2 separate regions of the Homo sapiens genome follow, and region 2 is linked to region 1. A link is a loop called in an ENCODE intact Hi-C map of the cell type or tissue named here. Cell type or tissue: gastrocnemius medialis. All regions are shown on one strand. Each heading gives the region's core, and the rest is flanking DNA. Links, peaks and the distances in the headings are about the cores only.

What was found. Hi-C counts contacts between places; a loop is a spot of excess contacts. Peaks named below come from ENCODE experiments on the same cell type or tissue, not always from the same donor. Only the 100,000 strongest peaks of a DNase experiment are listed, where the experiment ranks them.
Region 2: it touches region 1 in a loop (14-fold over the local background); 1 of 110 quality-filtered maps calls a loop at or near these places.

Annotation. Positions count from the first base shown.
Region 1 is chr13:110,003,531-110,008,911 of GRCh38, reverse strand. It overlaps a transcript of LINC03082 not described here. Among named protein-coding and RNA genes, the nearest start is that of LINC00396, 47 kb to the left of the region's middle. In gastrocnemius medialis, for the core only: no CTCF peak of the experiment used is centred there; a DNase peak (open chromatin) is centred at 2,341; H3K27ac peaks cover 1,280 bases.
Region 2 is chr13:109,915,030-109,920,410 of GRCh38, reverse strand. It overlaps the pseudogene RN7SKP10. Among named protein-coding and RNA genes, the nearest start is that of IRS2, 130 kb to the right of the region's middle. In gastrocnemius medialis, for the core only: no CTCF peak of the experiment used is centred there; a DNase peak (open chromatin) is centred at 2,000; H3K27ac peaks cover 1,761 bases.

The sequences.
Region 1 (5,381 bases), core at 63-5,062:
ATTAGCTTTTGAGTAGGATGTCCTGCGACTTCTCACTATGCCTTCATTATTCCCTTTTTATTCTGTGAAGTGGCATTCCTTGTTAGTTATGAAGTGGAAAATGCAGCTATTGTAACTCAGCATACTTGTTCATAAGAAATAAAACCAAAAGGAAATTAAACAATTTTTTTGGCATCTGTAAAGGCATTTTAAAGATTAGTTAGAATAATCCAATTTTCACTTCCTTTAAATGATACTACATTTAATTTAATGATTTCTGAATTCATTATAAATAGAATCATTTAAATTAATGTGAAAAAAATGGTGTTACCTGTTTTGAATTATTAGAATTCTTCTTTGAAATTTATATCATGTCATTAAAGAATGCCTAGGGACAAAGCTACCTTCGCCCTATTTGGTTCACTCTTTTGAAGAGGCCGTGGTCCTCTGCCGCTGAGCTCTCATAATGCCTGTTGAACAGAATGGGAAGGCCTTGAGAACCACACTGTGTGTGAACTCACTGAGTGTCAAAAGAGGAGATGATGGTGAACTCATAAAGAAGAAACTGGAGAATATACTGTGGACCTTCTTAGGACTCTGTTGTCATTGAGCTCCGGGATAATGATTCTGTCAGATTTATGTCTTATGAAGTTGAATAACTCACTCTGTGCATAATATGAGCCGTGAATCTCCTGCTCATTCCCATTTGATCATCAGATGAAACGACAGTGACAGAAAAGTGGCTGAAGCCATGTTTAAACTTTGCCTGTTCCATTTTTGGTAAGAGGTCAAAAGTCATAACAAAATCAAATATTTTGGATAATTTAAATATTTAGATTTCTGTCATTTATCTACTCTTTTTATTTGAGGACTATAGGCAAGACTACTTATTGCAATACGAATAAAGTGGAGAATCCCATGGAATGTAATCCTGGGAAGAGCAGATTGGCTGTCATGTACTTATTCCTATATCTGGGTATTTTTAAAGCAAACTTCACAGGATCACCTTCAAATCAAGCTCAGACCCTTACTGACTGCAAGTTTAAGCAAACGACTTTACTTCTCTGAACCTTGGTTAATTCATCTGTGCGTAGCCACAATGCCTACCTTGCAGAGTAATAAAAAACACGTGGAACGTTGTAGGTACTCCATAAATTCGACAATATTATACTATGCTGGTCAAAACAAGGTAAACAAACACCCATACAAATGTTTCCTCCAAAAATTTCATGGTCATTTATTTTCTACACTTACTTGCTAGTGTCTCAATTTGCTGATACACTCTACATTCTTCATCACTATTAAATTCAAGAGTAAATTTTAGGAAAAGCACAAGTAAAATGTGCAGTTGCTATGAAAGTTGTAACAGCCACTGACCTAGTGTCGGGCGAGATTCCCATTGCACTCTCTTCCCCTAGTACCTTGTGGAAACCTTCGGGAAGTATTCAATGGGCATTTCATCAGTCTCCAGTTTTTAAATAGTTCTCACTTTATGAGTGTGGCAATCAATTTTGGGTGAACCGTTTGTTTCGTAATTTGATCCTGTTACGCTAGATGCAGTTTGTATGTAACCGGAGCCTTTATGGCTTGATATAATTATTTGCCCATGTATGTTATCTTTTGAAAATTCAAGAGTTGGCCAGGTGCGGTGGCTCATGCCTGTAATCCCAGCACTTTGGGAGGCCGAGGCGGGCGTATCACCTGAGGTTGACAGTTTGAGACCAGCCCAGCCAACATAGAGAAACCCCGTCTCCTCTAAAAATACAAAATTCAAACTTAGCTGGGCATGGTGGCCCACGCCTGTAATCCCAGCTACTTAGGAGGCTGAGGCAGGAGAATTGCTTGAACCCCGGAGGCAGAGGTTGCAGTGAGCCAAGGTCTTGCCATTGCACTCCATCCTGGGCAAAAAGAGCGAAACTCCATCTCAAAAAAAAAAAAGAAAAGAAAAGAAAAGAAAAGAAAATTCAAGAGTCACAATATTTAGGTGTGGCTTAAAAACAGAATCATCCCTTGAATAAGAAGACATTCTAAGAAGAAGAAGGCCTATGACCTGAGGGTTGCAGGCTCTAAGGTCTCATGTGGAGTAGAGACAGCTGAGAGTTATTATTTTGGTTTGAGGTTCATCCAGTCTACATATCCTGTGGGCCCTGAAGACAAGTGAGACTTCACAGGCAGGGTCTTCAGTGGGCTGGGAAGAGCTGGTGCTGCGGTTCCAATGGGACACTGATCCTATCCTGGGAAGTTGGAGTTGAGCAATGGGAGGGAAGGAGGCAGAAACCAGAGATAGGAGGCCAAGGGCAAGGTGGCCCTGGTGTAGAAATGCTCTGGACAGGACGTGAGCTTGTGCTCGAGTGGCCTTTGTACGTGACACAATCAGAGATGTGAAGAAATAGATCTGCTCAAGTGAGGAACCGCATGTCACCCTCTTGGCTAGACCAGAACGTAATGCTTAATACACATTCTTTGTGGCAGAGAGGAGTCTCCTTTTGGTGCTCCCGGCACGGACCTTTTGAGTCATCACAGGTGCTGGAGCACGTCCAGGGTGATTACAATAGACAACATTATGGCTGGGCTTGGCAGTGCTACCCTCATTTAGGATCTGCTGTTTGTTCCATTATAGCATCCAATTTACCTTAGACATTTCAACTCCTTCTAAACGAAAGCTTGGTAGAAGTTTCCTTGTACCCAGAACTTCCTCATGTTTTAAAGAGGCTTGGTGCTGTGGAAACTGAGTGGGGAAAATTTGGAATGTGGTCCTGAGTGCTTGTGCTTAAGCACAGGAGTTCCTAGTAACATTTAATTGATGTGTATCTACAAATATTTACTGTGTATGCCAGCTGGCAATCTGTTTTGTACTTATCTGTGGATTTTAAGACATTTCCATGTGAGTGTGAGTGTAGAGTGTGTAAGATTTATTCGCGCCGGCAAGTGACCCAGTGGGCCCACATATTATGCAGAAATCCAAATCTCAAAGGATATCCTCATGTTCTCTTGAAAATACAGTGCCTTATTATATCAATAGATCAACTGCTAGGTGAAGCCAACCTGTTAATGTTGTGGCATAAATCTGAACAATTGGCTGATTTATTAGGGTGGTGCAGATAACTACCCAGTTAAGCCAAAACATCTGCTCTGAGGCATGACTAGATGGTTTGGACCGCAAGATCAGTTAAAATCACAAGACAGTCACTCACCAGCACTTGGGCCAGCCTTGGGTGCAGTGTCCCTGGTTTTCTCTGTAGACTGTTCCTCCCTGCAGGCATCACCCCAACATTGGGTGCAGCCCCACTTCCCAGTCCAGATATGCAGGGAGCAGGATTTAAGGAGGCACTCGTTCTCCCCTGCCTCCCCTGTATGTGCCCCACCCAGAGCATGGGTGCCTCCTTGAACTGTGCACCCTGGTCCCCTCACTTCCCTCACCTTAGTGCCAGTTCCATCCTGACTCTAAGGTCAACTGGACCTTAGGTGCCCTAAGAACTCAGTCTTATTCTCTGAGGCCCAGCAAAGTGGGGTTCACCATGTGTCTGGCCGTGACTTCATGCAACATCTGTGATAACCAGGATTATATTTTGCTCCTGTCATGATTCCAAGCACCCACTTTCCCTGGGACCATCCTATTTTCACACTTAATCCTCACAGTAGCCATGTGAAACGGCTCTTATCCTTGCTATTCAGATGAAGCTCAGAGAGGCTGTGGAAGTTGCTCCAAGTCTCATCGCTTGTGGTGATGGGGCTGGGGTTTAAATCGAGCATGAAGTCCAGCCTCCTCTTGTTTCCCAGTTCCCATAGCTGGCTCCCCATGACAGAGCTCTTTCCCAGTGCTCCAGGAAATGACCGTTACCCACTAGTATGACTAGGGTGCCATCACCCCCTTTGCACAGATACTCTGCATGGCCCCACTCTCTGACAACTGACCCTGTTTTTAGCCACACACTTGGATCTCCAAATATCACCAAGTCTTGATCTGGTGGTTGACAGGTGGGTCTCAGGAGTCCTGGCTTCACCATGTCATAGCATGTGATTTGGGGAAGTCACTTCACAGATGAGTGCCTTGCATCCCTCAGGTGTAAAGTGGAGATCCTTGGAAATATGTGCCTGGGAGGCTGCTGGCAAGACCAAATGAGGTGTGGTCAGTAAACCCCTTAGAACACTGCCTGACCTATAGGCCACATTCAAACAATGTCATCAATTATTATGATGCTTCCTAATGTCTGGGATTGGCCTTCCTCTTAAGAAACCCCATGTAGACTTCTGTGGTAGCAGCTGCTGGAAGTTTCTGTCTTCAGGGCCACCCCCAGGGCCATGTTTCTCTGAGCACCTAGAGATGGACTTGCTTCTCGGGCCTCTCCTAATCTCTGTGCCACTGCAGCTAGTTCAGCCCTGCATTAGAGAGTGAAGTGAATAGGTGACCTTCACAGGAAGTCAGTGAATGCACCAAAATGTTCAGTCGAAGAGAATGCTGTGAGGGACGAAGGGCTGGAATAAACTGGTGCACAGAAGAAACGAAGCACAAAAGATGTGAGCAAGAGCTGTGCTGACCACAATCCCCTCCCAGAAGGTACCTTCAGCATTTTGTTCACCCACAAGGCTGAAAAACATGGCTGTCATTGGTGAAAGACACTCTATTGGCCTAGGATGTTGTGAAAAGACATAGGTTTTTTTTGGTAGGGATGGTTGGGTGTATTAGGATTGTTCAGAGCTGCAGAACCAATAGTCTCTTTAGAGAGAGAGAGGAGAGAGATTTATTTTACGGAATTGGTTTGTACTACTGCGAGGGCTGGCAAGTCTGAAATTCACAGGATAGGCCAGCAAGCTGGATACTCAGGGGAGAGCCTATGGATATGACCGTTTAAGCCTTAAGGCCATCTGCTGGCAGGATTCCCTCTTCCTTGGGGAGATCGGCCTTTTACTGAAAGGCTTCAGCTATTTAGAGAAGGCCCACCCACATTTTTGAGGATCATCTACTTTGTCAGCGTCTCCTGATTTAAATGTTTACATCAACTAAAAAATAACTTCACACCAACATCCAGATGCGTTGGACCCGATATCTGGGTACTGTGGCCTGGCCACATTCACACACAACCTTAACTATCACATTGGGCCTTTGAAATTAACTGGCTGTCCAAGGCTGTCCGTCACCTGGGAGGTTCCCAAAGCAGATTATTTCCGGTCAAAGTCACTTTGTCAAGTCGTAAGTTGCCAGGGGAATTAAGAAAGCATCCCTTTAGGATGATGACTATGAGGCTTTTCAGATGGACCGATAGCATGCACGTGCAAATGGCAGATGTCTCTTTGTAGAATATTCTGGAGACATGGTGAGTTGTTCCACGACTAACCAACAGTAGACTCACACACGTGCACAACACAGTGCTGCTTTTGGTGCTGAAATAGAGAATTCTCAT
Region 2 (5,381 bases), core at 99-5,098, 89 kb after region 1:
CCCAACTTCACATTCATTAGTTAATTAACTGAACACATTCATTAAGTACATTGTATACCAATCCCTACATGAAAATTAAAGGGGAAGAGTTTCCGTCTTCTCCTTCCCTACATCAACCTGAAAGCAAGAAGCAAACTTAATTCATTTCATTCTTGGTTATCACATTCTGTCACACAAAAATTCTGGCAAAGGGTGAAAATAATGTGTCTGTGATCTCAGTTCATCGGAATGTGATGGACTGGGATAAAATTACTCAAAGCAACTATACTTAAAGAGCTGCATGGCACATCTACTCACTGAGTTTGAAGCATGGGCTATTGCTCTCAATGGAAAATAAGTGAGAGACCATTTTCTTTCTGCTGATGCAATGTTGGTATTGGAAAGGAGGTCATGACAATAAACTCAGAGAGGATCAGCTCCTGCAATGTGGTTCTGAGAGGCAGGATGTCACAGCCACACAGGAGTGGCAGCATTAGCTTGGGTCTCATCCCTTTCGTGGCAAAGGTCCTTCTCCCGTCCAAAGGGCAGTTTGTGTCACAGTCTTTTGGGAAACCTCACTGAGAGAGATGCTGGTTGGTTCAAGGGTTTAGACTTGGTGATTTGGCCTTTAATTCTTTCTTTTGCTATGGTTTTGTTTTCACTGTCCTTGTGAGCTCTATGTTTGTGTATATGAGGCAGCAACTGTCTCCATCAAAATCTCTCTCTTAATATAGATCATTTTCCTTTCCTCGGCACTATCTGGCCAAATAACAAGGCAGTGCCATGAACACTTGCGTTTCTCAATTTTTTTTTTTTTTTTTAGTTTATTTTGAGATGGAGTCTTGCTCTGTCACCCAGGCTGGAGTGCAGTGGTGCAATCTCAACTAAATGCAACCTCCGTCTCCTGGGTTCAAACGATTTTACTGCCTCAGCCTCCTGAGTAGCTGAGATTACCACGTGCCTGGCTAATTTTTGTATTTTTAGTAGAGACAGGGTTTCACCATATTGACCAGGCTGGTTTTGAACTCCTACCTCAGGTGATCCACCCACCTTGGCCTCCCAGAGTGCTGGGATTACAGTTGTGAACCACCATGTCTGGACTGCGTTTCTCTTTTTGACTTGTGTGTCAGGTTCTTCATGCTGTAGCTAGATTACTGAATGTGTAGGCAAATAATTTCTTATGAAATCGACTTACGTTTTAAGTACAAATGAGTAGCTCACATTTTAAGAGAGACCGTGGTGGAGCCTTTGAAATTCATGTTTGCCTTTTTCTAGTTTTATGTATTTTTGAAACAGGAAGTTTAATACACTTGGTTCTCTGACATTGGGGTATAACCTACAGCACTTCCGTCTTACGTTTATGCAAGTACAGCATGAATTACAAGTCCAAGCATAAGATATTTGAGGGAACAGTATAAGAAAATGACTAACAGAACTCCCAAATATCCCATCAGAGCAACACCAATGCCCTAACTTAGAAATTCCCTAATTTAGCAATAAAAACACTGCCTGACTGAGGTTTTGTTTTCACTATGAACTAGGTGATAAGCCAAGCCCAAGGCCTCTGACACTGCAGATAAACTTGTGCTTTGACTTTCTCTGTGCAGTAGGCGTGGAGTAAGTAAGAACCTCTTCCCACTTCTATCAGGGGTACTGCAGGCATTGCTCTGAGAATTTGGACCCGACCACATTAATATTCCCAATCCACATCAGGAATGTAAATTCCATTCCTTCCGGGGTATTTTAAAGATCACACTTCTAAGTCATAAAGCCGTCTGCACCAGTGTCTTGTGAATAATTGGGTTGGTTTAGAATCTGTTTATGAACAACTGCAGCCAGGATGTGAGCATCACAGCAATCACCCATGGTGTCCACAGGCAGCGGGGGAGACAGAGCCCCTCCCAAGAGCATGATGTGTCACTCTGAGCCTGAGTGAAGAGGGTGGCTCTGAGGAAAATGCAGACTCAGATGATGGGCCGCCACCAGGGAACAGGGAGGCGTGGCGGCCAGTTGCCACACTGGAGTCAGCTGTAGGCATGATGAAAAGACACGGCGCTGGGGATTATGTGTGAGCTAACTAACTCCCAGTGAGATAGAGGGTAGCTCAGCTTCTACTGGATGTTCCAGTAGGAGGCTTACTTCCTGGCAAGCCTGGTAGAGTTTCAGGGCACAGCCGAGCCAGGACCTGGCACATCCCAAGGGGCAGAGCTGGCCTTGAAGAAGTCAGGCACTCAGAGGAGGAGGCAGTTGGCCAGTTGGTCATGCCCAATTTCTTCTTCTTGTGCACTACTTTTTGGAGTGGAAACAATTCTTCTCTGTGGCCTTTTATTACGCTGGCCTTTGCCATTGTGAAAAAAATATTTTTTATAGACAGGCCACAAAGAGGCCTGACATTTCTACTAAACAGAATGTTGAAAGCCACAAAGATTACTAATAGCTATCAGTGGATAGATCATAGATTATAAAATAAGTTGCACAGTGTGATTTTAATTTATTTGTGCAGTATTTTTATAAGAAGTATTTCTCTTAAAATTGATCTAAGAAATAAAAATTAGAGAAACAAAACCAACAAAGATTACAAACCCTTAAAGGGAAATCAAATTTGCTAAAAATCTAGTCAAAATGAAAATTATCAAATAGGCCAGTCCTAGCATTGAAAAGAAATATATATGTATGTAATTTCTGAATTTTCCAGTATTTTTCTCCACCCTCCCATATGTGCTATGTAACTAAAATCCACTCGAATGCAATCTCCTTTCTGCACTTGTTTATACCCTCTAGATAAGACACAAGTTGACAAAAGAATGGGGAAATAAAATATTTTAATAGCATTCCAGTTGGTTAAATTATTGAGTTAGCTCCTCTCCTTCTGTAACATATTTTGGAATGACTTCAAATTTTATGAATGAAAAGTCCTTGTAGTTTTTCTCTTTAGGGCATGAGTTCTTTAAAAATAAGCACTGTGTCTTACTCATTTTGGTAACACTAGCAGTAGTGCATTTTACCTGGCACATAGAAGGAACTTAACCACTGTTGAATAGAGAATTATTGCACTGGTTTTTAGTTTCTCTGCATTGTTGAGTAGTATGTGGATAGCCTTCCAGTGTAAGAGCATTGCTCATCCTGATCAAGAGAACTGGGATACACCCATTGCAGAGGTTTGGGACCCTGCTGCAGTGAATCCCAAAACCAGATTTTGGGGACTGTTATTTATACTGTAAACTGCAGCTACTCTTTCTGAAGCTGGTAAATTTTACTACTACATTGCAGGGGCCAAACATCTGAACCTGGAATCAATATTTCTGGGTTTCCTTAAGCAGGAAAAGAATGGGATTCAGATAAGAAAGACCTCTGGATCTTTTGATAAACACATTATCAGTTATCACGATTTATCCTAGCTATTATTTACATTTATATGCTAATATTTATGTTATTTATAAATATGCTTATTAGCCAAGTGTCAGAAAATATCTAGCCAGAAAAGTCATATTTTTTATGGGTTTACGTAAGGAAATATAAAAGTTAAAGGCAAGTAGGCTGTGTGTGGTGGCTCATGCCTGGAATCCCAGCACTTTGGGAGGCTGAGGCGGGCAGATCACGAGGTCAGGAGATTGAGACCATCCTGGCTAACACGGTGAAAACCCATCTCTACTAAAAATACAAAAAATCAGCCAGGCTTGGTGGCAGGCGGGCACCTGTGGTCCCAGCTACCGGAAGGCTGAGGCAGGAGAATGGCGTGAACCCGGGAGGCGGAGCTTGTAGTGAGCCTAGATCGTGCCACTGCACTCCAGCCTGGGCGACAGAGTGAGACTCCTTCTCAAAAAAAAAAAAAAAAAAAAAATTTAAAGGCAAGTAGTGCGGGTGAGGAACTGGTAACCATTTTGCCTTGTGAGTGCCGCCAGCTGACCTTCCATGATGTCTGCATCTCTGTGCCTGAAGGTTTTCTTCTGTGATCAAAACAGCTGCTTTGACCCTAGGCTAGGTAATCACTTCCCTACTACCACCGTGAAGCAATGATGCTAAACCCCAGTGACACACCAGTTCCATTGTCCCTCAGGTGTAGTCACTCTGAAGCCTGGGACTTGCATTGTTTCCCAGAGTTTCCATGGGGAGCAAAGGCTCAGTTACCCATGGTGGTGAAGGACGTAAGAACATGCCTCTTTGGACTCCTTCCCCTCCAGTCCCCTTCCTGTGCCACTTCCCCACTTTCCTGCAGAATTGGGGCACCTGTCCAATAGCCCCTTGCATCTAGACTATTGTCTCAGCATCTGATTCCAGGGGAACCCAAACTAAACAAGTGATCAGGGAAAACCCCTGCTTCAGATCACTGAATGCCCACTGAAAAATGTGAGTGGAGGATGCCCCGTGAGGTATAAGAAGGAGGACCATAAACCCCAGGCCGAGAACTCGTGGACCAGCTGTGTGCGCAGAGACGGGCTTTTCCAAAAAGACAGACAAACCATCAAGTAAGAATGTGGTGCAGGGGCTCAGAAGAGCCCTAAACCTTCTATGCCTTCTGTCCTCTCTGGTAAATATTGCCATAACTGGCTTATCAAATCCAGACATCGTACCTAAGAGGTGTGAGTGTAACATACAAGAAGGAGCAGCATTTGGGGCATAATAGTGTCTTCTTTCCAGAATTTCTCAGTGAAGCATTCTTTCATTCCCCAAGACAGAGTTAACTGTTGCTTTCTCTGTTTCTCTAGAACCCTGCTCACTTGATATATCAGCTTCCTAGGGCTGCTGTAACAAAGCACCACAAACTAAGTGGCTTACACAACTGAAACCATTTTCTCATAGTCCTGGAGGCCAGAAGTTCAACATCAAGGTGTTGGCAGGGTTCGTTCCTACTGAGCACCATAAGGGAAGGATTAGTTCCAGGCCTCTCTTCTGTGCTGGTAGATTTCAAGTCTCTTCCTGAAGCTTCAATTCTCCCTGAGGCTTCAATTCTCTTCCTCTATGAATATCTCTGTGTTCAAATTTCCCCTTTTTCTAAGGACATTAGTCATATTGGATTAGGGCTCACCCTCACGACTTCATTTAAACTTGATTACCTCTGTAAAGACCCTCTCTTCAAATAAGATCAGATTCCGGGTACTGAGAGCTTGTTTGGAGGTTCTAGCGGGGGAACGCAGCTACTCGTAAACCCTTGACCAAAGACTGGTCTTCCTCTATCGCGGATGGTTTTCCTCTTTGACCGAGCGTGCAGCTTTGGGAGGGACGCACATGGAGGGGTGACGGAGGAAAGGGATACCCGCCTGGCCAGCCAGATCAGCCGATGCAACCCTAGCGATCAGTGGGGAGACAGATGTCACAGCGAGATCTCCCTCACATCCAGATTCTGGGTACTGAGAGTGAGGACTTTCACATATGAATGTGGAGGAACACAGTCCACTCACAGA